Linked DNA regions of Mus musculus: all the other regions are linked to region 2. Evidence: chromatin loops called from intact Hi-C (ENCODE). Cell type or tissue: heart. All regions are shown on one strand.

Region 1 (8,000 bases), 90 kb before region 2:
CATCCATGGTTAGATATGTTATGATCCTTTTAAGTAGAAGGCAGGGAGGCACTTTTAAAGGAAATGTTGGTTATTCAGTTGGGGAAAGAAAGGATGTGAGGTCCTTCTATATTCCTTACTGTAAAGGGATCTGTTCATAGACATAATTAATATCTTAGTATGCACACACTGCTAGTGGCTTGCTTGCTCTGGGTTAACCCTACATTCTGAAAGCCTGGAGGGAAGCAAAATTCACACAGACACTAACTACACAGGCTTTCAAGCAGTGCCTGGGACCAGATGTCCAGAGAATAGGAGAGGAGGCAGCACAAGCTCCAGCATTGAGATTCCAATGCTGAGCTCCAGGAAGTCTTCCCTGCCCCGCCAAACTTGTCACTCTTCATCTAAATTCACAGAGCATCCACTGCCCAACACACCGCCAAGGGCAGGAATTGTCTAAGAATGTGTGTCTGTTTCCTTCCCCAGCACCTACCTCCAGGTATACCAGGACTCTGATTTTTTTCATCTGAGCACCCCTAGCACCACATCAGCAATAGGCAGACCACAGGGCTTTTCTTGCTGGTCTGACTCTGACGACAAGGAAACGATGCCTGGAAGAATGCTTGCTCAGAATGGGACATGGAGGACTCCGAAGTGCTGCCTCCGCCCTAGAGGACGGGCACCCATACAATGCATTGACCAAGGCGCCAAACAACATTCCTACTCTATCCTAAAAGTCACCCTGCCTGGGGACTTGTGGACTGACATCCTGTAGGTAAATTCCAAGCGTGAGTCTTGTTGGCCTTCACCAACAGTGTCACAGTATTGACTATGGGAGTTCCACTGAAAGCGGAGGTCTCTCGTGAGTCATTCTTTACATGGCTCTAAAGAGTCCTGTTTGCTTAGGCTCAGCACTTTCCATTTGTAGGTGTCTTGAAAACTTTACAGTCAGAAAAAAAAAATGTATACAAGAAGAAAAGAAAGTGATATAAATTGAGAGCCAAATATTGAAGGTCATAGGTTAGGGCAGCAAATGTAACAGAGGGAATATCATGGCCTGGAAGTCCAAGACTTTTCCTCGCACTTCGCACCTGTTATAGAGGTCCTAAGGAAGTGGGAGGGAAGCCTGGGCAGACGGCTACGCAGCACCCAAAGGTCTGGCATGTTATGGAGCTGGTGAGAAGTGCTGAACAGCACTTGGGGCTCTTCTCAGGGACTGGAGTTCAGTTCCCAGCACCCTTGCAGGTGGCTCACAAGTTCCTGTAACAGCAGATCAAGGATTGAATCAGTCTGCTCTAACCTCTAAGAGGACCTGCACTAGTGTTTCCAGAACCACATGCACACATACTCATGCAACTACACTTTTTAAAAGATAATGAGGGCTGGTGAGATGGCTCAGTGGGTAAGAGCACCCGACTGCTCTTCCGAAGGTCTAGAGTTCAAATCCCAGCAACCACATGGTGGCTCACAACCAACAGAGTTCAAATCCCAGCACAACCACTCTCTAATGAGATCAGATGCCCTCTTCTGGTGCATCTGAAGACAGCTACAGTGTACTTACATATAATTAATAAATAAATAAATAAATAAATAAATAAGATAATGAAAATAAATCTTTTTTTTTTTTAAGGAAAAGATTATTGGGAGTGAGCCTGTGACGTGGGGGGCGTGCCTCCGCGAGGCCCCGCCCCCTCTGGCGGGTCAGGATTACAAGGCAGCGACTGGGGCAAAGAGAGAGCACAGCCAGAGACCTGAGCCGACTTTCAGGGCTGTCCGCGGGCCCTGCACTCTGTAGATGAGTTGGAGAAGTCCCTTGTATCAGAGTAAGATGGACGGTAGCTTTGACTGTGATTGTGGTGAGCTGGAGCCACCTGATCACTAAGAAGAGTCAGCCAACGTCACCAGGGCTTTCTGTTGAAACACAAGGAAGCAAGGAAGGGGAGGGAACTAGTGCTTCCCAGCGCCTCAGGATGCTGCTCAGGACCAGTCCAACCCTGAATGTATCTGCATTGTGAGAGGATGTCCACGGAGGCCTGCCGGGCGCATATTTACTCACAGTTTTGTCCCATGTTAAGTCGGTTAGCATAGTAAATCTGAGTGCATAGTATGTCATTTCAAAAAAAAAAAAAAAAAAAAAGATTATTGGCATGCCTGTGCTACAGAAGAGAGAAATAGCAGAAGAGTGAGAAGCTAGGAAAGAGGCACTTATGGAGTCACTACCCCTACTCCATCCCTATGGGGTTGAAAAAAAACACACAAAAAAGAGCCGGGTGTGGTGGCGCACGCCTTTAATCCCAGCACTCGGGAAGCAGAGGCAGTAGGATTTCTGAGTTCGAGGCCAGCCTGGTCTACAAAGTGAGTTCCAGGACAGCCAGGGCTACACAGAGGAACCCTGTCTTGAAAAACAAAAAACAAAACAAACAAACAAACAAACAAAAAAACCAGAAGAAAAGGCTTTGGGCAAGGGGGTGGGGAGTCAGAGCAAACAAGCCAGAACCAGACTCCCCTTGCATGTATGTTGCAGTAGACTTTGTGACAAGTTTATTATTTTTTGGAAATTTAATATAAATTCAACCAGTGACTTTACCCTGGATCCATCCTGCCCTGACCTTGCAGAGCTGGGTTAGACCCCAGAGCCTGACGTGAACTAGACAGGAACTCTGGTAATGAGCCACATCCCTAGCCGTCTGCTTCCCTGATCTTAGCCTTATTTGGTTCATTTATTTAAAAAGATGACACGGTTCAAATGCAGTCAAAATGTTATTTGCCAGCTTCTGTGTACTGCTTTCTACCCTGATTTTCGTCTCATTTAATGTTTATATATTTTAAACATGTCTGCTGAATAAGCTGTGTACAACCGGCTACAAACCCAGATCTTATTTTACATCTTTCCTTTGTCCCTTTAGCTCCATTTTCTGAATTTGCCCTGTCCCAGCACGTTGGATAAAACCTAAGCAATACCACAGATATTCTAGCCACTCTTCACCACTAAACAAAAAGACCCTTGTCTTGGCCTTTAACAGCACCTGCCCCTAACTCAATGCTAAGCACTCGCGACCTGATTGCCTCTACACTTCTTGTATTCAGTCCCAAGGAGGAAGGCATGGGTGATGTCACCATTCTGCGTGCTACAGTTTCCTTAGCCAGCTGCAAGTCCTCAAGTCTTGAGCTTTTGAGAAAAGATACCTTGAGAGCAAAGACTTAACGATCGCGAATCTTATGGTCTTGGCTGGCTCTCTATGCGTACTCGTGTTCATGCTGCAATTAGAGATTATGCACACCAGGGGGCAGTAAAGGCCCTTTTCTTTGCCAGAGACTGTACTACCTGTTTTAACATAGCCACGGTTCTTGGGATATACTAAATTTTCCCTAACGTCAAAACAAAACAAAGAGAATAAACACCTAAGCCACAAACAGGTCAAAATTAGTTACAATTTATCTTCCTCCAGTCTACACTCAGACACTTTTCCCCAAGGGCTTCTGTTTTGCCATTTAAAGATCTTCATTAATATTACACTGTCTTGAAAAAGACAGACATGCCTGTGTGTTTCCAACATATAAGAACTTATTGAACAAAATAAATTATAAGTTATGTCAACTGCAAACTTGAGTAGTCCCAATTCTCTTTAATAGCTGGCCATTGGCAAATTTGTTTCCTTTCATTCTGATCTTAATTACTAATATTAACTCTCAGATCTCACATATTACACAGCACTGTGTGTGTGTGTGTGTGTGTGTGTGTGTGTGTGTGTGTGTGTTTTACAGGATGACTACTAAAAGGTCAAAGAGGCCAGAGTGCAAGACATCCAGAGGCCTTGCTGGAGGCAGAGGCAAAGGAGTGGCACAGGTACAGACAGAGTCACTACACAGGGTATAAGATATTTATGGACCCAGTTGAAGAACTTCTGGGGGCTTAAAAAGAGCCAGGCTGCAGGGTCTCAAGGCTGAGTGCAGCCTCAGTGTTGGCTCAGCTACAAAGGCACAGAATAATGTAAGCAAGATACAGAACCAGGCACAGACAGACAAATGGATGGACTGACAGAGTCAGAAGGAATGGCAGCTAGAAGTGAGATCTGAGCTGAGCTGAAGTCTCCACGACAGTTAGGAGTTCTCTGTAGCTGGGCGGAGGTGGCGCATGCCTTTAATCCCAGCACTTGGGAGGCAGAGGCAAGTGGATTTCTGAGTTCAAGGCCAGCCTGATCTACAGAGTGAGTTCCAGGACAGCCGGGGCTATGCAGAGAAACTCTGCCTCGAAAATATATATATATATATAAATGAGTTCTCTGCACCCCTCCTGGAAACATACACTGTGTGTTCAGATTAAACGGGATCTTCAAAAGTGTCTGGTGGTTTTGATAACATCTTTTCTGACATGGTATTAATGTTCCCAGGTGCTCATATGTCCTGATCTAACTTCAGTAAGTTTACAGGTGGTAGGTTTTTACTTTGTGGAGTAAGTTTCTGATCTGTGCCTCATGGTTGGTGGTGGGCAGGGGCTTATGTCTGTGTGCATGACGTGTGCCGTCGTCATTGCTCCTCTGTGTCTGCACTGGAGACAAAGCCAAAGGCTTCCTGGTAGAATGGAATCACGCAGGGCAAGGCACAGCCTGAAAGTTGCTGTTTTACACACTATGGAGTAACGGAGAAGCCTGCTGTCTGATCTCCATCATGGGCATTAATATTCCAGCATTAATTTACTCAGACTAATTATTAGAATATTCTAATAGAATCCATTGGTTTTCCTATATACAAGTTAAAAAACTTTCCTTAAGCCGGGCAGTGGTGGTGAACGCCTTTAATCCCAGCACTTGGGAGGCAGAGGCAGGCAGATTTCTGAGTTCGAGGCCAGCCTGGTCTACAAAGTGAGTTCCAGGACAGCCAGGACTATACAGACAAACCCTGTCTCGGACAAAAAAAAAAAAAAAACAAACAAACAAAAAAAAAACTTTCCTTAAAAAACTTTCCAAGTGGTAGTAAACGTGATGGTACTTAAACACCACAACAGCCCTACGAGGTAATTAAACTTAGCACAAGCACACCCCACTTAGGAGTTCTGGGGAAAGCATAGGGTGGCTGGTTAAGTTTGAATTTCAAATACACAGCAAATAATAGTTGTGTGGACAGTTCACACAACCTTCAGAACACACTACATGGAAGGCAAATAAATTTATATGAAAATATTGTTTCACCAAAACTCAAATCTAACTGGATTAAATGGGAAAGCTAGACCAGTATCTTCAGTATAAGCAAACTGTCCCTTGATGGGAAAGCAGGAACTTGACCTAAATAGCAGCTGGAAAGCAAGCAGTATCCCCAGCTCAGAACCCCAGGCTCCTGGCAACACCTGCCCTCCAGACCATGCTGCCCTCTCCTTGCTGTGTGGGAAGGTCCCACCAGTCAGCTGTTCCCATCTCAGGTGAACTAACCCTGGCCATAGTTCCCAGGTTACTATAAAAGAAAAGATTCTTCCTGGCAGAGGACTCACTGAGTAATGCACTCCCATGATGCTTTCCTCCTTGATAGCTTTGTTTATTCGGAAACACAGTGAAAACCTCCCCCAACCTTTGTTTATGTTGTCTACCCTGATATTCATGTTTCTATAACTCCTTTTAAGGCTCACTTTAGAAAACTGAGATTTAAACACAATAGTCCCTCATGACTTGGTCCTGTGGCTTAAATTACCTGAAACTCAATAATGTAATTTAAACAGAACATAAAGAGAACAAAATAAAACTGTTGTGTTTCAATGCTATAAAGATATCGGATACTTAGTGGACTTTATAGTTGTTTCCGCCAACTTGGATTTTGTTAAAGGATTTTGAGCACTAAGAAAGGACTGTAGGGGGGTAGTTTTCCCTTTTCCCAAGGTTAAGGTTAGTCCCTAGCAAAAAGGAAGAAGAAGGAGGAGAAGAAGAAGAGGAGGAGGACGACGACGACGACGAGGAGGAAGGAGAAGAAAGGAACATAGAAAAGACTGTATACAAGCGTTCAGGATAGTGTCTGTAGATGTGAGTTATCTTTACTAACACTTGGGAACTTTTTGTTAATACTTGAGGGAGCTTCATACCTAACTACTATAAAGAGTGCAGAATGGAGAGTTAGGGTCCAGAGATTTAAAAAAAAAAAAAAAGATAAGACTGTGAAACAATGGAGAAAGACTACACAGCCGTTCACAATCACACCATGAGCAAGTACTATGCACCAGTTCTGAAGGTCTGAGGAGTCTAATGCAGTGCGACAATTCTGTGATGGAGAAACAATGCCTACAACATCATGGAAAGGCAAAGGGAACCTAAGCCAGTCAGAGAAACTTCTAGAGTGATAGATATTCCAGCTGGATGCTCCCTGGGACAGCAACTGCTGGTCAGGCTGAGAAGGCATCTTCCAGATAGAAGAGCCCCTTAAAGGCAACAGTACAGGAATAAGACACCATAGTGTGTGTGTGTGTGGAGGAGAAGGAAACAATTGTTAGCTTCTTGGAAAGCCAAGACTGAGCAATCTACAGTTTCGGTAATAACGGAACACCATCTGTAGCAGATGGAAGACCAAAGGGAAAAGTCCTTCCATCTTCAACAGACAAGATGACATCACAAGACAAGAGACATAGAAAGAGGAGTTCTTTGTGTGTGGACCACTGAAGATGCTATAACAGCCTAATTAATGTCAGTGGCATCACTGCAATGATGGCCTCGAGTCAGTATATGAGCTTTCACAGTCTTCATAACCACTCTACCACACAGGTCTCACTAATTCCATGGAATGTATGTGGAAGCTGATTTGCAAGGCAACTGAATGATTTTTCTCAAGATGCCATAGGCAATAACAAGAAACGGAAGAATCAACCTATTTGTCAGGAGTTATTTTATCCTCTCTTCCTTCCCACCACTTTAATCAAAGTCAACCTTTTATTTCATGTTTTATTACATCGATACCCCAAATTCCACACTTCTGCAAAGCTTTTCCAAGACTCCCCCACAGTACAAGGTATGGAGCCTTTGATCTAGCAGGTACTCAGTGGCACCTTGATAATAGGTAATGAACCTTTTCGGGCACCTGTGTCCACAGCGTAAAGGAGTCACAGTCATCTAGGCCCATAAGGAAGAACTCTAGGAAAGAATGGACATTGATCCAGGTCTTGAAGAAATTGGCAACCTTTAACTGATGGAAACATGGGATAGGAAAAGAGAATGGTTCATGCACAGTGAAGAAGATACGATTTGTACAAAGGCTTGGTCACCTCCCTTCCCTATCTTCGGCTTTCACTCAGGCGTGTGTCACTTGAATGACAGGAGATGCTCTAAGAACTTTAACATTGGACAATTCTCTTGTGTAAACATCACACATTGTACTCTCCTAAACCCAGATGATATGGGTCACTCATGGACACTGCCTATTGAAGCAATCAAGAGAAGTGCTAAAGATGAATATACAAGGCTGCTCCCTTTTTAAATGCATATTGTTTCATAATAACCCTTTCTTTACAATAGGTGTGTGCCCTAAAATTCTGATAAAGGTATAGCAAAGTAAATATATAATCTAGTAACAAGATTTAACATCATTATAAAGTACATATATATAATTATGGTGCTAGACTTTTACCTGTCAACGCAATGGGTTACTTACACTCAGTCATCACAGGCACATGACTAATGAACTTCATCTCTGACATTATGATTGCTACTATTAAAGGATGAAGGCTTTTCAGCATCGCTATAATCTTATGGGACAATTGTGGTATGTATGGTCTATCATCAACCAAAACATTGCTACATGGTGTGTGTCAACACCACTACAGCCAACATCATTTATAAAGTGTATAGTCCATTTGTGCCACTATTGCAAAATATCTAAGCCTAGATAATTTATAAATAAAGAAAATTGATTTCTTGCAGTTTGGAGGATTGATGAAGACTGTGATGGTTTGTATATGCTTGACTCAGGGAGTGGCCCTGTGGAATAGGTGTGGCCTTGTTAGAGTAGGTAGGTTCCTGCCTGAACCATGCCTGCCTAGATGCTGTTAT
Region 2 (8,000 bases):
TAGTACTGGAGCTGACACTGCAAAGCCCAGACCAAGGGTGGGCTGCAAAGAGGCCCCCGGGTACCTGATGGGTGATAACGATCCAATGCTTCCTTGCCACCTCTCCTACTGGGATGGCACATGCTCCTCCCCTTAGTTTGAAAAATCTCTCTTGTCTGATTTTCAATCTGCTGAATGTCTACAAGTCTTGGAAACCCGGTTCTTTTCCTAAGTGTTCTCCATCCAACGCACTCCAAGAGGTTAGACATGACCTCCTCTGTGTCCCTGAAATGCTATCCCAGCACAGTAAAGCAAGGAAAAGCAATCGATTTTTCTTGGATTGCTTCTGGGAAAAATCTATGATGCTCTCCATGCTGGCTTGAGTAGGAGGAGCTAGATCCTTCATCAACAGACAGATCTCAAGCCCCGCCTCCTCTCGATTCCCTTGCTTAGGACTTCCCCTTTAAACTGGTGAAGTAAGCTGTTCAGCCCCAAAGCCTGTCTCCTCAAAAATGGCTCTCAAGATCTACACTAGGGAAGGAGCATTACGAAGCCCTGTTCTAGCTGTGATAAAGCATTATCTGATATAATCAGCACATGGTGTGACTCTCCAAGTTATTTCTATTTCCGGATTCAAGCCACTCAGAGCTCCTATGAAGAAAGATAGGAGTGGAGGCCCTGAGGTCCCAACTCTTACCTCTCAGCTGTCATAGAATAACTGAGGAATTGAAGGATTTTTAAAATATCTCCATAGGGTCCAACAATCCCTTTGCAAATAGTAGGATCCAAAAATACATAAGTTTAGAATGCCTATTAAGTTGTTTGTTTGTTTGTTTGTTTATTTGTAATATAAGCAGGTATACCATTTAACAATAGCATGCTTTTGGGTTATGTTGTTATTGGGTTTTGGTTTTGGTTTTGGTTTTGGCTTGGAAATATCTTATTCGAATTGCCACCAGCTTCAAATTCAACAGTCAGGACATAGCAGGCAGGAAAAGATAGTGGCATAAGTGAAAAAGCAAACAAGGGCTGGAGGGCTCAGCGGTCAAGAGCACTGACTGTTCTTCCGGAGGTCCTGAGTTCGATTCCCAGCAACCACATGGTGGCTCACAACCATCTGTAATGGGATCTGATGCCCTCTTCTGGTGTGTGTGAAGACAGCTATAGTGTACTCATACACATTAAATAAACAAATAGATCTTTAAAAAAAGACCAAACAAGTGGAATGACTAATTACAGTAAGTAATGAGTAATTACTGAAAGGCAGCGCTACCAACAACCAAGTGCAGTCGCTACACTAATCTGTAAGCCTTATGAACCAGTTAGTCCCGAGCTTCATTCACAAACACATCAAAGGAACAAAGGAGCAAAAGTTATTGGTGCCAAGTTTGTTTCATCTTGCAAAACCAAAAAAAAAAAAAAAAAAAAAAAAAAAAAAAAAAAGGTGCCATCCTCCATCACAGGTATTTATTCTTTACAGGATAAGTTAAACACTTAAAACAATTATTTCAGAACGGCCTTTACACTGAACAACTTTCCATGGGAAAAGTCAGAGTGAAGGCTTATTGTCCACATCTGCTTTCATTTGAGATGAGAATTTCTTTGGCAGATTTCGACTTAGTGTCTGTGATTTTGCATGGTTTCTGAGAGGAGGCCTAATCCATTGGTCTGAGAAGACACTGATCCACCCCCCACCCTCACCTCAACCCCCAACCCCACTCCAACACCCACACCCACATCCAATCCCACTCCAACACCCACACCTACCCCCACCCCAACTCCAACACCCACACCCACCCTAACCCCCAACCCCACACCCACACCTACCCCTACCCCAACCCCACTCCAACACCTACACCCACACCTACCCCTACCCCCAACACCAGGTGGGAAGGGTAGGTAAGAGTTTTGCTGGTGATGCATCTCGCTCTGACCTCCTTCCTTCACACATTACGATGGTGTCACACAAGTGTGGATGTGAAGGGGAAAAAAAAACCCAACAATTCATAGAATAAGTCTATCGGAGTGACGTAGAGAAGGCACTATTGTCTCTAAACCACTTTCTTCATAATGACAACATCAATAATGCTGATCACTGATGGCACATTGAAACGTTAAAGATAGAAATATGTAAATAAATAGAATTTTATTAGCCTCATCAAAGACAAGACCAGCCAAGTACTAAAATTCTCTGAAATCTATACTGAATGCATATCAGGAAACTCACTTAGTAATGATGAACTCCATCCTCGGTTTAAAGCTTAAAGAATCCAAATTCAGGCCTACCGTGACCAAAGCAACAATGCCTGACATTCCGAAATATTCCACTGGGGAGAGAAGAAAGTGAAATAAATTTAAATGTGATTAAATCTATACACTGATTCGCCCTGAGGAAAAAATCAGTAGGAAAGGTGAAAGCAGCGTTTCTTATTTAGAAAGTTGCTTCAAGGGATTGGCTAATGCTGTAGCTCAGGGAATAGCAGTGCTTCTTCGGAGATGGGCAATAGAATAAACACCCAGCCTTTGTGAGCCATGGGACCTTCCTCAGCTATGATGCTGCAAGAAGCCGGAGGTAACATGCAGACGGTTGGCTAGCCAATAAAATACTACAGACTTTAGACTTCAAATAATCTTCATCTCCATGAGATATTATTCTTTGATTCTGCTCTTTTCATAAAGCTTTTTTTAGCTCAGAGCAGATTTGACCCAGTTTGCCAATCCTGCATCATCACTGAGGCTAGGGCGAGTGGGAAAAGAAATGACGTAATCTCCGCTCAGCACCTTGGGACTTTGTGCTGCATGGGCCAGGCGTTGCTGCTTCCTGGAGCATTTGCCCTTCTCTCCCCGACTAAATTGGCAATTCACTGGGCTCTAAATGTTGAAACATAGTCTAGGGAGAATGTTAGAACACAAAAATACTAAAGGTGCCGGGCTACAGAGTCTCCAAGGAGCCCAGGGTGACAGTAGACAGAAAGGAAGAGAAAGAACATCCAAGCAAGCAGTGGAAGAGCTTTCAAACAGGGCACAGCACGATGCTTATGGGATGTGACCTCCCCTTTCTCCATTAATGTCCCCACGTCTGCAAAGCAGGTGTTAAGTGGGGTGAATAGCACCTCACATCCTTATTGCAAGCATTAACTTAGATGATATGTTCCTTGGCATATGTGCATGGCAATGGATGGCCACTCTTGTGATTCCAGTATTAACCACTGTTGTGACTACTACAGTACTGATTTTAATCCACTGGTCTACCACTTATCAAAATTCTTTTCATTTATCTATTCACTTAACTTCACTTTGGATATATATATACATACATATACATATACATACATATATATATATATATATATATATATATGCACTTTCCTAACGAATTTAACTTCAACAATCAAGTTGAGTAAAGCTAACAGTTCTGCAAATGTTTTGATAGGGGACAACTGTCAAACTCTTATTTCCAGTTTCTTTGAGTACATGCTAGTTCTTATTTTTGTCTGATATACATATATATATATATATATATATATACACATATGTATATGATCTTGATTTATTTATTATCATATATATTCTTGCTGAGTTTTAAACACATTTTTATCAAATGTTTGTGTTTCTTTTTTTTAAATAAAGCTTATTCTTGTAATTAACTGCATCAGTTCTTAGCATGACTTCAAATATATTTCTGAACACATTCAAGAAATTGATTTTTTATAAAGTTACTGACTACCAATTTCCATTTCTTTTTTTTTTTAAGATTTATTTATTTATTTATTATATGTAAGTACACTGTAGCTGTCTTCAGATACTCCAGAAGAGGGCATCAGATTTCATTACGGATGGTTGTGAGCCACCATGTGGTTGTTGGGATTTGAACTCGGGACCTTCAGAAGAGCAGTCGGTGCTCTTAACCACTGAGCCATCTCGCCAGCCCCATGTCTGTGTTTCAATGACTTGAGCCAAAGTGACGGAACATTTTTGGTTATATTGATAAATGAAAATAAGGAACTTGTATTGTTAATTATGTGAGAGTCCCATCCCAACTCGAAAACGTGTGTGTCTGGGCTGGGAATCCTCTAACGTGAAAGGGAGGCTGAAACGCCTTCTGCGACCCGGTCCTGGCACTCTGCCCTTGGCTATCATCCATTTAATCTGTCTAAGGGGACACCAAATATTGGCTGCAAACACCTCCATTCCTATTAGGAAGAAGAAATGAACCAGCATTTATGAGCCACCCTGTCTTGAACACAGTAGGGAGCTGGCAAAGGCTCAAAAACAAGTGTCTGGGATTGGGGAGAGAGACACGCCCCGCCCCCCTCCAGGAACAACTGTCACTCAGAAGGAGGTGGGAGGAGCTGTGTACACAAGGAGCTCTTGCCAGTCCCTAGGGTAGCCGCAGCTCACAAGCATAGCAAGCTTCATTAATGCATGCAGTGCCTTACACAAATGGAGTATTGTTAGACCGATTGTATAGAAGAGACAAGCTTAAAGAGGCTAAGTATTTCCCAACGTTGCTGATTGACGGAGTATATCTGGATTCTGTCTACTCAAAAACACATTGAGAAGGAATGTTGGTTCATTCGATCAGCACGTATTAAATTACTGTCGGGCATTTGACCAACTCTAAGCTTGGCTGAAAGGAGGAAAAACTAATCGAGTGAAGAGCTGACTATGAGCGCCACTCATATTCAAGAGGCTCACAGTCTGGTAGGGAGGTGGAAAAACTGAAGTAAGGCATCCACAAAACTTTCACAAAGGAGCAAAGAAATAAAGCTGAAGGAAACGAGCATTCCGTGAATGTTTTCGCTAGTTTGACTGGCTCAGGGCAGTAAGCAACCACTAGGTGGCGATATATCTACAGGAAAAAGAAAACTGCCTTTCCTTAGCTAGAGGTGTAAGAGACGGCTGAGATCTTCATTGGTTAAAGTTGCTCCAGTGTATGAGGGGAGCAAAAGCAGTTTGGTCATAGTTAATATGGTTCCTGGGAGCTGAAACACCTCAAGTCCCAATTTTACAAAACTGAACTAACGGAAGGCCCACTGGGGCTGGGTACAGTTACTCCTGCAACTTACCCGATGCCCCAGCTTCTCTTCCTGACACAAGCACTCTTGATCTCCCCACTCTCGTTTCCCACCTTCTAGATTCAAGAAAAGATCGCTATTTGAAAGGACCTTTTAGTCTAGTGAGTGAAGGATGACGAGCTTGGAAAGCCCTCGGGAACTTCTCCGCCAACTTTTCCCATTTTATGGGGTGAGCAGCTCAAGAGTCCAGACAGAAACAACTCCATGACGATTCCGCTTCTAGGGCACTGCCATGGACTTACTGTAGGGTTAGAGAATAGAGCTCAAAGGGCTAAGAGTACCCAGACATAGGAGCGCAAAGACATGAGGTTACAATGAGAGGCCAGGAGAGAACTAGATCTGACAGAGAGGTGATGTGACAAAACACAAGTGGGTGGGTGGGGGGTGGTAACAGACAGGAGGAAGACATGAAGCAGGGGAAAGGAGCAGGGCAAACCAGGACTCCCAGGCTCTCTAGTAGGATGGCAGTTCTTGTGTTTGTTTGCCTTACCAAGGTAAAACGTCATGTACACCAGTGAGAAACAGAGAACAACGTTCGTCAGTGTGTTGCTAAAGAGGTCGGTCAATATAATCTGGATGACTCTCGTACACCAATAGCCACATATGGTGCTTCCAAAAACATCAAAGCTGAGTCCGATGATTATGTGTAACTCTAAACATAAAAGAAAGGAGAGAAAGGGGAGAAAGAAAAACGTGAGTTAACCATCTGGGTTTTGGCTTGTTTGTCTGTGTTGTTTTGTTTTTTTACTGACTGCACTCTGGTTTGTAAACAGGGGGCCTGTTCTTCCTCAGGCAGAGTGCCCTGTGAGAGTCTGATAAATCTACTTAATGTAGACTTCCCCAGGGATGTAAGTGAGCCCCCACTTACACGCTGGTAAACAATCCCAATGAAACTCCTTAGGTCACACACAGAAAGACATTAGACAGGAGGGCTGGCTGCAGAGAGGAACAAGGAGTGTGGGGAAAGAGACAGGAGAGACTAACAGGAGTGGATACGATTGAAACACATCATGAAAGCATAACTAAGCCCGTTACATGGTTAATGCGTGCTAATAAGCCATTTTAAAATTATCTACCTGATTTCCACCAACACTTCCTTATGCTTTTGGTCCTCCCCACCCCCTCTTGCAGCTACCACAAATGTGTCCCCAGGGCTCATGTCTCCCCTTCACGCTGTGCTGATTCCTGCCATTCTTCTCTAGCTACTAACGAGACATCTAGAAACCTGTCAGGGGAATGTATTCCGCATCCCAGGCACCATTAGCCACACAAATCTGGCTGTTGTCCCCCTAGGATTGTTTTACCAATATGCATTAGTTGTTTGCCTTCACCCTCAGATCTAAGACCACGCACAACTCTTAGCATCCACCAACTGAGATACATGCTGATCCCAGCTAGAGGGATAACCTGGGCCGGATGATGCAATTGGTCTATGTGTGTATGCATGCTGAGGGACAAGAGATGGGTCTTTTTAATTATTTCTTTTCCTTCTTTTCTTTTTTTTTTTTTTAGATTGTAAAATTATATCATTTCCTCCTTCCCTTTCCTCTTTCCATCCCTCCCATATACCCCAGTTTGCCTATTACAGATCAATCCAACACACACTTTGCATTTTAGCAATCACTAAAATGCAAATATGGTTATATTTTCTTGTTTACCTCACTTCTCATTTTAATTGATCAGAGAGCAATGTATAGAGAAAGATGCAGAGACAAATGCACTTTCGTTTCAATAGTAATCTTAGGAAGTATACAGACAGAACATCAACCATCTTACCTCTGAACATGGACGTGTCAGTTGAGTGACCTCGAAAAATTCCAAAGAAAATGCATGTGAAACTACAAATGATCAGCGACTCCCCTCTGATGATATCCGTGTACATCTTAGAAATACCTGGGAAAGGAAAAACAGGGTGTCATTTAATGTGGAGCGTGGAAATGATGCTCTCACGTAGAAAGCAGAGAAGAGATAGAACATGACGGGGGAAAAAAACAGAAAAAGAAGACCATTGTAACGGGCATGGGTCTGAGACAATTCCAGCTAACACTTTTTAAGTTTCCTATTCTGCCTTCTGACTTTTCAGTGGCAAAGGATATAACAGGAGCACCCTGGTACTGCCCTGTCCTGGTTTCACTTCTGCTGCTATGAAAAAAACAAAAATAAAAATCAAAACAAAAACAAAAACTTATATGATAAAAGCAAATTATCAGAAAAAGGGTTTTCTTTGGTTCACAGTTCCGGATTATAGTCCATCCTAGCAGGGATGCTGAGACACAAGGCATTTAGAACAGCTAGTCACTTCACATACATTATCAAAGGCAGAGAGAAATCCATGAGTTCAGACTTACTTGTACTCAGCCCTCTCTCTAAACTTACACAGGCCAAGATTCCCTGCCTAGGGAATAGTGCTGCCCACAGTGGCAACTATTATAGTGGGTCAGCACGATCTAGCTGAGTTTTGCTCTATCAATTCATTTATGTAGGCAATCATAGAGACTCTTTTCTCGGGTGACCTTAGGTTGTGACGAGTTGACAACTAAAGCCAACCTTTTGATACCCACTGCCTCAAATGTTTGTTCCTTTCCTTTTACCTTATGTTTGCATATAACCGTGTCTGGTTGCCTTTACGCAGTCACACATGTGAGGCATGAGGTTGATATTAACTACCTTCCTCAGTCACTCTCCCCATCACTTAGGTCTCTCACTGATCCCAAAGCATCACTGTTTGGGCTAGGCTGGCTTGTCAGCTGGCTCCAGGGAGTCTTTGTCTCTGCCTCCACCACACTAGGATTGTAGGTAACCCACCAAGTCTACCTGGCTTTGAAGTGGGTGCTGGAAGATCAGAACTATTGACATTACACAAATGCTTTACCTGCTGAGCCAACTATCCACCCTGCCATAAACACTTTAAAGCTTCTGAATGAGACAAAGCTTAAGACACCG
Region 3 (8,000 bases), 210 kb after region 2:
AGGTCTGAAGTCACAGCAAAGGTCTTGCCTGACTGAGCGGGACAATTCAAGGATGGATGCCAGAATTTGTTGCTCAAAGGCCCATCATTACTCTTGACTAAAGACAAACATCACCTGTTTAGCCAATAGAGGGATATGTTCTGAGCTGCAGGCATCTGCATGGGTTAGAGAGCAGCCATGTATGTAACCAACATACAAAAAGTGGGGATAGGGACAGCACAACGCCTCAGTGGGTAAAGGCATCTGCTACCAACCCGATGACCTGAGTTTGGTCCCTGGGACACACGTGGTAGAAGAAGAAATCTGACTCCCACAGATGTCCTCTGACCTCCATCTGCACTGTAGCATGTTTGTGAGATCATACACAACAAACAAGCAAACACTTAAGGATGTGTGTGTGTGTGTATGATACATGCGTGTGATTACGGGTAACCCTGGCACCAGCATGTGTGAGGGTCAGAGGACAACTCTGCTGACGTGGTTCTCTCCTCACCTTTATGTGGCCACTAAGGATTACCTCCCAGTTATCTTCCTGAGCTTCCAGCTTGCTCTGTCTAGCAGGCTTGGCATTTTTGAGTGCATAGGCCAGTTAATTTGAGAAAATCTGGCCTTCATTACTTGTTTGAACCTGCTGCGAGCAAAGCTTCACCTGCAAAGTTAGTTTTCCCCTTTTTATGAAATGACATTTTAAAAGTTTGTAAGTAGCATACAAAACATTATTAGACATCTCTCTATATTACTAGTTTTCATCATATTTTCACATGCTAATTTAGTCAGTTTTCATGGTGTCTCTCTCTTTCACTCTCTACCTCCCTCTGTGTGTGTGTGTCTGAGAGAGAGAGGGGGAGAGAGAGAGAGAGAGAGAGAGAGAGAGAGAGTAGTATACTCCGAAAACTGAGGATTTGAGGGTTGGGAGGCCTGCCTAGGCTGCACAATGAATTTGTGGCTATCTTGTCTTCAAAAGAGAAAGGAAAGAGTTGAGAGATTTGTGCTAGACCACACATGCTGCTAAAGCCATGGGGAAGCAGGCCCTCCTACCTTCACTTTGGGTGTCTTAGTCAGGGTTTCTATTCCTGCACAAACATCTTGACCAAGAAGCAGTTGGGGAGGAAATGGTTTGTTCAGCTTACCTCTCATCACCAAGGAGGTCAGGACTGGAACTCAAGCAGGTCAGAAAGCAGGAGCTGATGCAGAGGCCATGGAGGGATGTTCTTTACTGGCTTGCTTCCCCTAGCTTGCTCAGCCTGCTTTCTTATAGAACCTAAGACTGCCAGCCCAGAGATGGTTCCACCCACAAGGGGCCTTTCCCCTTTGATCACTAATTGAGAAAATACCCCACAGCTGGATCTCATGGAGGTACTTCCCCAACTGAAGCTCCTTTCTCTGTGATAACCCCAGCCTGTGTCAAGTTGACACATAAAACCAGCCAGTACATTGGGGAATGCAAATGGCTGAACTCCCCGATAGGGAAGTTGTGCTCTGGGCTGCCATTCCACTTTAGGAATCCAAGCTAAGGTCCGCTTGCATACGTATAATCTCGGCCACCACCAACAGCCCTGTCACTGAGGGAAGGATTCCCTAGAGCATCTAAGTGGGAAGAAGGCGACTGCAGAGTATTATGGTGTTGTGCCTTTTGTAAAAGGAGGATGCAGATGGGTGGGCAGAAAAGGGTGTGAGGCCCAACACAACAGGTAAGCACTCCTATTTTCTTGAGACAGGGTCTGTCCTGTCTCAGGTTGGCCTCGGTGCATAACCAAGGCTCTTGAAGTGCTGATTTCACTGCCTCTGTCATATCCAGTTTATACGGCGCTGAGGCTATCCTCTACCCCAGGGTTTCCTGCTGTTATGGAAACAGTCTTCCAACTGGGTTCAACACGCCCCCCCCCCCCCTTTGACAGAGTTTCTCTGTGTAGCCTTGGCTGTCCAGGAAGTCACTTTGTAGACTAGGCTAGCCTCCAACTCAGAAATCTGCCAGCCTCTACCTCCTAAGTGCTACCCAGGTTCTATTTTTGTTGATGTTTGTCTTAGTTAGGGTCTAGTGCTGTGATAAAACACCATAAAAGCAACTTGAGGAGGAAAGCATTAATTTCCTCTCACATGTTCCAGTCATAGTCCTTTTTCCACAGAAGTCAGTATGAGAACTCAAAGTAGGAACCTGGAGGCAGAGACTAAGGCAGAGGCCATAGAGGGATGCTGCTTACAGGCTTGCTACACCTGCCACCTTAGAGCACCTGCAACCACCAGCCCAGGGGTGGCTACTGCCCACAGTGAGTTGGGCCCTCCCACATCAACCACCAGTCAAGAAAATCCCACAGGGCAATCTTCTGAATTTTGGTTCCCTCTTGCAAAATAGTAGTTTGTGACAAGTTGACGTAAAAGAGGCCAGCACAATATCCATTTGTTTTTGAGACAGAGTCTCTTACACGGTTCAATCTACGCTTGGCTTTAGAACCCATCAGCCTTAGCCTTTTGAGTGCTGGGATGATATAATCCACCATGCCCGAGTTTTCTAACATTTTTTAAACCCATCAATATGTCACGTAGGCAAAAGGTCTCGACTTGATGAGCAACAATGGTGGCAATGCCGTGTCACAGGGAGGCATGGGAAGAGGGGTCCTAGTACAGTCTGAGGGTGGCAGCACCTGAAGGGGGGTGGGGAACTGATCCCCGAGCAGGTGTGGGGAGGGGAGATGGAGGAAGCCCACTTCAGTGTCTGCTGGCAGAGTAGTAGTGTTTAGGTGCCTGCCTAGCAAAATAATCTGGGTTGGCTAGGAATGTTCTATTGTCTGTAATTTCACCATTATCTTGCTGTTAGCTATTGGATTGTATCCAATAAGCCAAATACCCAAGGATGAAGTGTGATTTCAAAATATTATATACCAGAAGCTACGCTGGCTGCTTTCCAGAATGGCCTCATCTGCTCTACCGGGATGTTACTGTGCCACGCTTACAGATGGGGAAAACAAATGCCTGTTTACTTGGCTGGAGTACTTGTCCCCATCACAAAATTAGGGGAAATGAGGTTCAAGGCCCTCCTTTGATACCTGTTTCACAGGTCTTAACCTGAGCTCTTAACCCCTGCACCATCTCTCCAGCCTTGTTTCACAGGTCTTCTATGTGTTGTTAAGGAATTGTCCATGTTCTCTGGCTACAACTCAGCATCTGCTTGTTTTTTTCCCCCTCCCACCGTTTTATGAGATAAGTTCTTTCTTACTATGTAGCCCTTACTAAATCCTTTTGCTTTTGTTTTTCCACATGTGAAGCTTGTAACTTCTCCCACCACCTGGTTCTTTTCCTCTGGATAGTCACAAATTTGTTCATAATGCTCTCAAAAATCCAGGTCCCAGAAATGACCTTAGAGGCTTTCTCATTGGCTACAGATATTGTATTAGTGTACATGTGTCTGATATGCATCCCAGATGAGCACAGCCACCACATAGCTTCTATATCATGTGGCCAGCTCTTTTTAGCTGTTTCAGTTTCTGTGTTGCATGATTAAGCTGTAACTGTTCCAAAGGCCTGCAGGTTACCAGCCCAAGCATTTCCTGACTCTCAGCTGTGGAACCCATCATTTTTGGGATATGCTATGGGGATTCCATTACTGAAAAAAAAAGCACCTGTGATTCTTGGCCAAGAAGCAAACACCTGTCTTATTCTACGATATCCAACATTGCCATCAGAAAGACAACATGGTCAAAAGACAGTCCTGCTGTGCTGAGCTGCATTGCCCCTGGCTGTTTTCCCCATCACTGTGTACTGCAGCAGGCCTCCTTAGAGTCCTCACTACCAGCCTGGCCTCAGCTTCTCACACATACAGCTCCCCTTGGCTTTCACTGGCTTGGATGATCCCAAATATCTTCTCTTTTGGTTCATCTTAGATTGTGTTGAGAAAGGAAAGAAAAAAAAAAAAAAAGACTATTTCCAGGCAAACTGATTTGTGACTGTACTCCCCTTTGCATACTCCATGAAATATTTAATTAGTTTTATAAGATATAAGAAAAGTGTTCTAGGGCTGGAGAGATGGCTCAGCGGTTAAGAGTACTAACTGCTCTTCCGAAGGTCCTGAGTTCAAATCCCAGCAACCACATGGTGGCTCACAACCATCCGTAATGAGATCTGATGCCCTCTTCTGGGGTGTCTGAGAACAGCTACAGTGTACTTACATATAATAAATAATCTTTAAAAAAGAAAAGTGCTCTAATTTTCTTTTGAGACTTTAGTTATATCCAGAACTGGAGGCAAACTATTTATGGGGAGCCAGGGATGTAGTTCAGAGGTGGAGTGCGTGCTCTCTAAGAGTAAGTAAGACACAGGGGTTGACTAATCAGCACTAAAAATGAAACTTTAAAAACATTCTCTGTGTGTGTGTGTGTGTGTGTGTGTGTGTGTGTGAGTGATGTGTGCAGCTGTGTACATACCACAGCACGTGTACGACCCGAGGGCAACTTTTACAGAGTTGGTTCTCCCCTTCACCTTTGATGGTTTCACTGTGCAGTACAATCTGGGCTAGCTGGCCCTGGAGCCTCTGGGCAACTCTAGCTCTGCTCCTCATCTCACTACTGGAGTTGTGGCATTTCAGATGGGTACCACTGCAATTGTCTTTTCATGAGGTTCCAGGAATGAATTCAGGTTGCCACTCTGACCCACTGAATCATCTTCCTGCCTTCTGATATACTCGTGTCAGGTAAAAATTTGGGGGAGAATTCCCCTACTTATCTGTAGAACCGTTTCTCTCCATTCTGAGTGGAAACAAGATTGGAAAGCATACATCGGGTCTTCCAGTGACATTGAAAGAATATTAACGTTTACTTCCCCTCTAATTTTTGGGACCTCCTTCAGGTCATTAATTCCTTTCTACAGCAGCCTCCAGTCTACATAAATCACCGTGAGCAGGTCATTAACTGGCCTTTGCCTGCTGCCCTCATGCCCTAGGCTGTGGTGTTCTTGTCTTTGGTAGCTCAGACCCTCCTATGGTTACTGAGTAACTCCCTTCCATAGAGCTTTGGCAAAACACAGAGCCTCAAAGCAAGGGCATGCCTAGCTCCTCTGGATTGTCGAAGAAGAAGGACCTTAGGGTAATAACAGCATCTTCGGGTGGTAATTAAGGTGGGATGAAGCTTATCAAGAGCAAGCCCGGCATTATCATGTTGGCTGCTTTTCCCAGGGTCTTGAAGCATCTTACTGGAATTTGCCCCGGTCCTCGGTACAGCTAGAAAGTTCAGTTTGGGTTTCAGTGAAATCAAACCACAAGAGCAAATATTTATTGAACATGCTCAGTGCACACAGCTGTGGGCTCTGAATGAGATAGGACTCAATAAACATTTATGTTTGAAGAGGTACAGATTTTTTTTTTCTGATTTAGCAGTTGATACTTCCTTAATGGAGAGATTATTAAGACTTTTTAAAAAATAGGCATTACTGATTCTTGAGGACAGAAATACCCCCCGGGCAATGGGCAAAGAGACACCTATGGCAGTGGTGTTCTTATATCAGTCAGGGGCAGAGTGGATGGCAGTTATTCATCCTAGATTAATGCCTGGTTTGATGGCCAAAGCTGTTTCATGCCTAGGGCACATAAATAAATAAATAAATAACAACAAACAAACAAACAAACAAACAAATAAATATTAATCAAGGCTGGGAGGTAGTCAAGAGCAACTTGGGGAAAAAGCTCATTGCATGTACATTAGCTCAGAAGTTGTAGGAGATAAGAGAAAACCACAGAAGAAAAGCAGAGTGCAAAGTCAGGGAGAGTGGCAGAATTCCCAGTGACACGGGGATGACATAGTTTGACCTCGAAGCAGCAGGAAGAAACGTGGCTAAAGCTAGGACGAAGGTGTGTGCTGTGATGACAGCAGCTGAGTTATAGACTACCTCGCCTTTCACACATCTTCCAAGCCTTGCTTTAGAAAACCCTTATAAGTTCATTTAAGGGACAAGGAGGGCATGAGGGTATGGGAATGACTGTATCATGGTAACCATCAGAACTAGTTAAGGAGCTGAAGCCCAGGCCAGAAATGGCTCAGCAGTAGAGATGTCAGCAGGACCACTGACAACTCTTCCAGAGTACCCAGGTTCAATTCCCAGCACCCACATAGCAGCTCCCCTCTCTAACTTCACTTCCAGAAGAGATGGTGCTTTTTCCTAGCATCACTGGGTACTGCATGCATGTGCTTCAGACATGACATGTGTATGCAAAAACAAACAAAACCCACAACAACAAAACAAAAACAAAACAACAAAAAACAAAAGCCACCGAGCACCACCGGCACACCTTTAATCCCAACACTTGGGAGGCAGAGGCAGGTGGATTTCTGAGTTTGAGGCCAGCCTGGTCTACAGAGTGAGTTCCTGGACAGCCAGGGCTACACAGAGAAACCCTGTCTCAAAACAAAAACAAAAACAAACAAAAAAGCCTAATACAGATTAAAGTATAATACCCCAAACTACAAGAGGCCCTTCTGCCATGGGGAAACAGGCATGCCATGCTTTGAGTCTAGGTGTACCCTAACTATCCAGGGAGTAAAAGGTTTAGTTTAGACATATGACACAGAGACAAAGAGGTACAAGAGAGCACCTTTAGGTCCTAACTGGGCTTGGGAGGTTAGGAGTATGTATGACAGACTAAAATCACTATAGGTTTTCCTTTCAACTATTCCCAAGGGCTTTGATGCCATGAAAAGGATGTCCAAACAGATCTACTGTTTGGTCAAGGGGACTAAGGAGTTCTGTCATCTGTCTTCAAGTCACCACACAGAACCAGCCTATTGCCCAACTCCTCTCCTACTTCAACCACTGGGCTGGTTCAGGCCCTAATTTCGTGTAAGCCGATTGCAATTGGGAACCTAGCCTCACTTTAAACAGATTCAGCATGCCAATGTCCAGCTTCACATCTGTATTGGTATTGGTATTTAACTGAGAAGTATAAAGCTGCTCAGCAGCTAGGTCCATTTTTCTTGCAGGGAATCCAGGATTGATTCCCAGCACCTACATGGTGGGCTACAACCATGCGGAACTCCAGTTCCAGGGGATTCAATACTGACTTCTACAGACACCAGGCACACATATGGTGCACATACATACAATAAATCTTCAAATAGAAAAAAAAAAAAAACAAGACCCAAAACAAACAACAACCTAAACTCCTTCAGGCCTCATTGAGACTCATTCGTTTTGTAGCTGCTCACGCTGCACAGGAACCCTGACTTCCATTTAAGGCACCTGCTTCTTCCGATGTGAACCCAGCTAAGAATCACCCTACTCACCTCTCCCCTTAAAGTCTTCAGGTAGATATGTCTTCTGATTATGTCTTATATCTCACCACTTCACTAAAATGTCTCAGATACAAATCAGATCTATTTCTAAAATTACCTATTATGGCGAGTCTTACGCAAGTGTGCTCTTTGGCCACACTGAACACGAGTATCATCTGTGATCATGTGCCTCCAAGCCCCACCCCAGACCCGCTGAAACAGACTGCACCTTACCAAGGGCCCCAGTGAACACCATGCACATGGGAGAGGCATGCATAATTTTTTCAATAATTGTGAATAAAGAGGCACAAATCTAGATTTTGTATTTCCTTGCATACTACCTTCTGCTTATATTTTCTTTACCATCAGGACAAGGCCATTTTATTTTTAGTTTTGAGACAGGTCTCATGTAACTCAGGGCCTTGAACTTGCCAGTGTAGCTCAAGCTGGCTGGCCTTGAACTTGATCTAACCTGGAACTAGAGAGTAGTGCCACCACACTTTGGCATGGTCTACAGCCCTTGCCATCTGATCCTACCTCCTCTTTTATCCTTGGATTCAAGGGAAGCTGGGTGGGGGCTGGTAGCATGGCCTGTTCCTGGAGCTTTGGTGGGGTAGTAAAAGCTACAAGCAACACCTCTTCAGCTGCCTGTCTATAGTAGTTGTAATGAAGATCCCCATTTCAACTCAGTCCCTTCCCTCAGAATTCATATACCCTATCTTCCCTTACTAGGACAGCTTAGGACTC

Evidence for each region. A loop is a pair of places that touch in the nucleus more often than their neighbours do. Peaks named below come from ENCODE experiments on the same cell type or tissue, not always from the same donor. Only the 100,000 strongest peaks of a DNase experiment are listed, where the experiment ranks them.
Region 1: it touches region 2 in a loop (3-fold over the local background); 6 of 42 quality-filtered maps call a loop at or near these places.
Region 3: it touches region 2 in a loop (2.2-fold over the local background); 6 of 42 quality-filtered maps call a loop at or near these places.

Annotation. Positions count from the first base shown.
Region 1 is chr1:161,282,156-161,290,155 of GRCm38, reverse strand. No RefSeq gene overlaps it. Among named protein-coding and RNA genes, the nearest start is that of Prdx6, 35 kb to the right of the region's middle. In heart, a CTCF peak has its summit at 3,254 (motif pointing right); no DNase peak of the experiment used is centred here; H3K27me3 peaks cover 272 bases.
Region 2 is chr1:161,192,509-161,200,508 of GRCm38, reverse strand. It overlaps the pseudogene Gm6185. Among named protein-coding and RNA genes, the nearest start is that of Tex50, 37 kb to the right of the region's middle. In heart, a CTCF peak has its summit at 4,814 (motif pointing right); a DNase peak (open chromatin) is centred at 4,298; H3K4me3 peaks cover 1,220 bases; H3K27ac peaks cover 748 bases.
Region 3 is chr1:160,977,981-160,985,980 of GRCm38, reverse strand. It overlaps Serpinc1 (serine (or cysteine) peptidase inhibitor, clade C (antithrombin), member 1), which reads right to left and starts at 7,398. Exons shown (of 8, transcript NM_080844.5): 1 at 7,266-7,398. LOC115487665 (a small nucleolar RNA gene) reads left to right here and starts at 5,441; the gene lies at 5,441-5,578. In heart, a CTCF peak has its summit at 4,149 (motif pointing left); no DNase peak of the experiment used is centred here.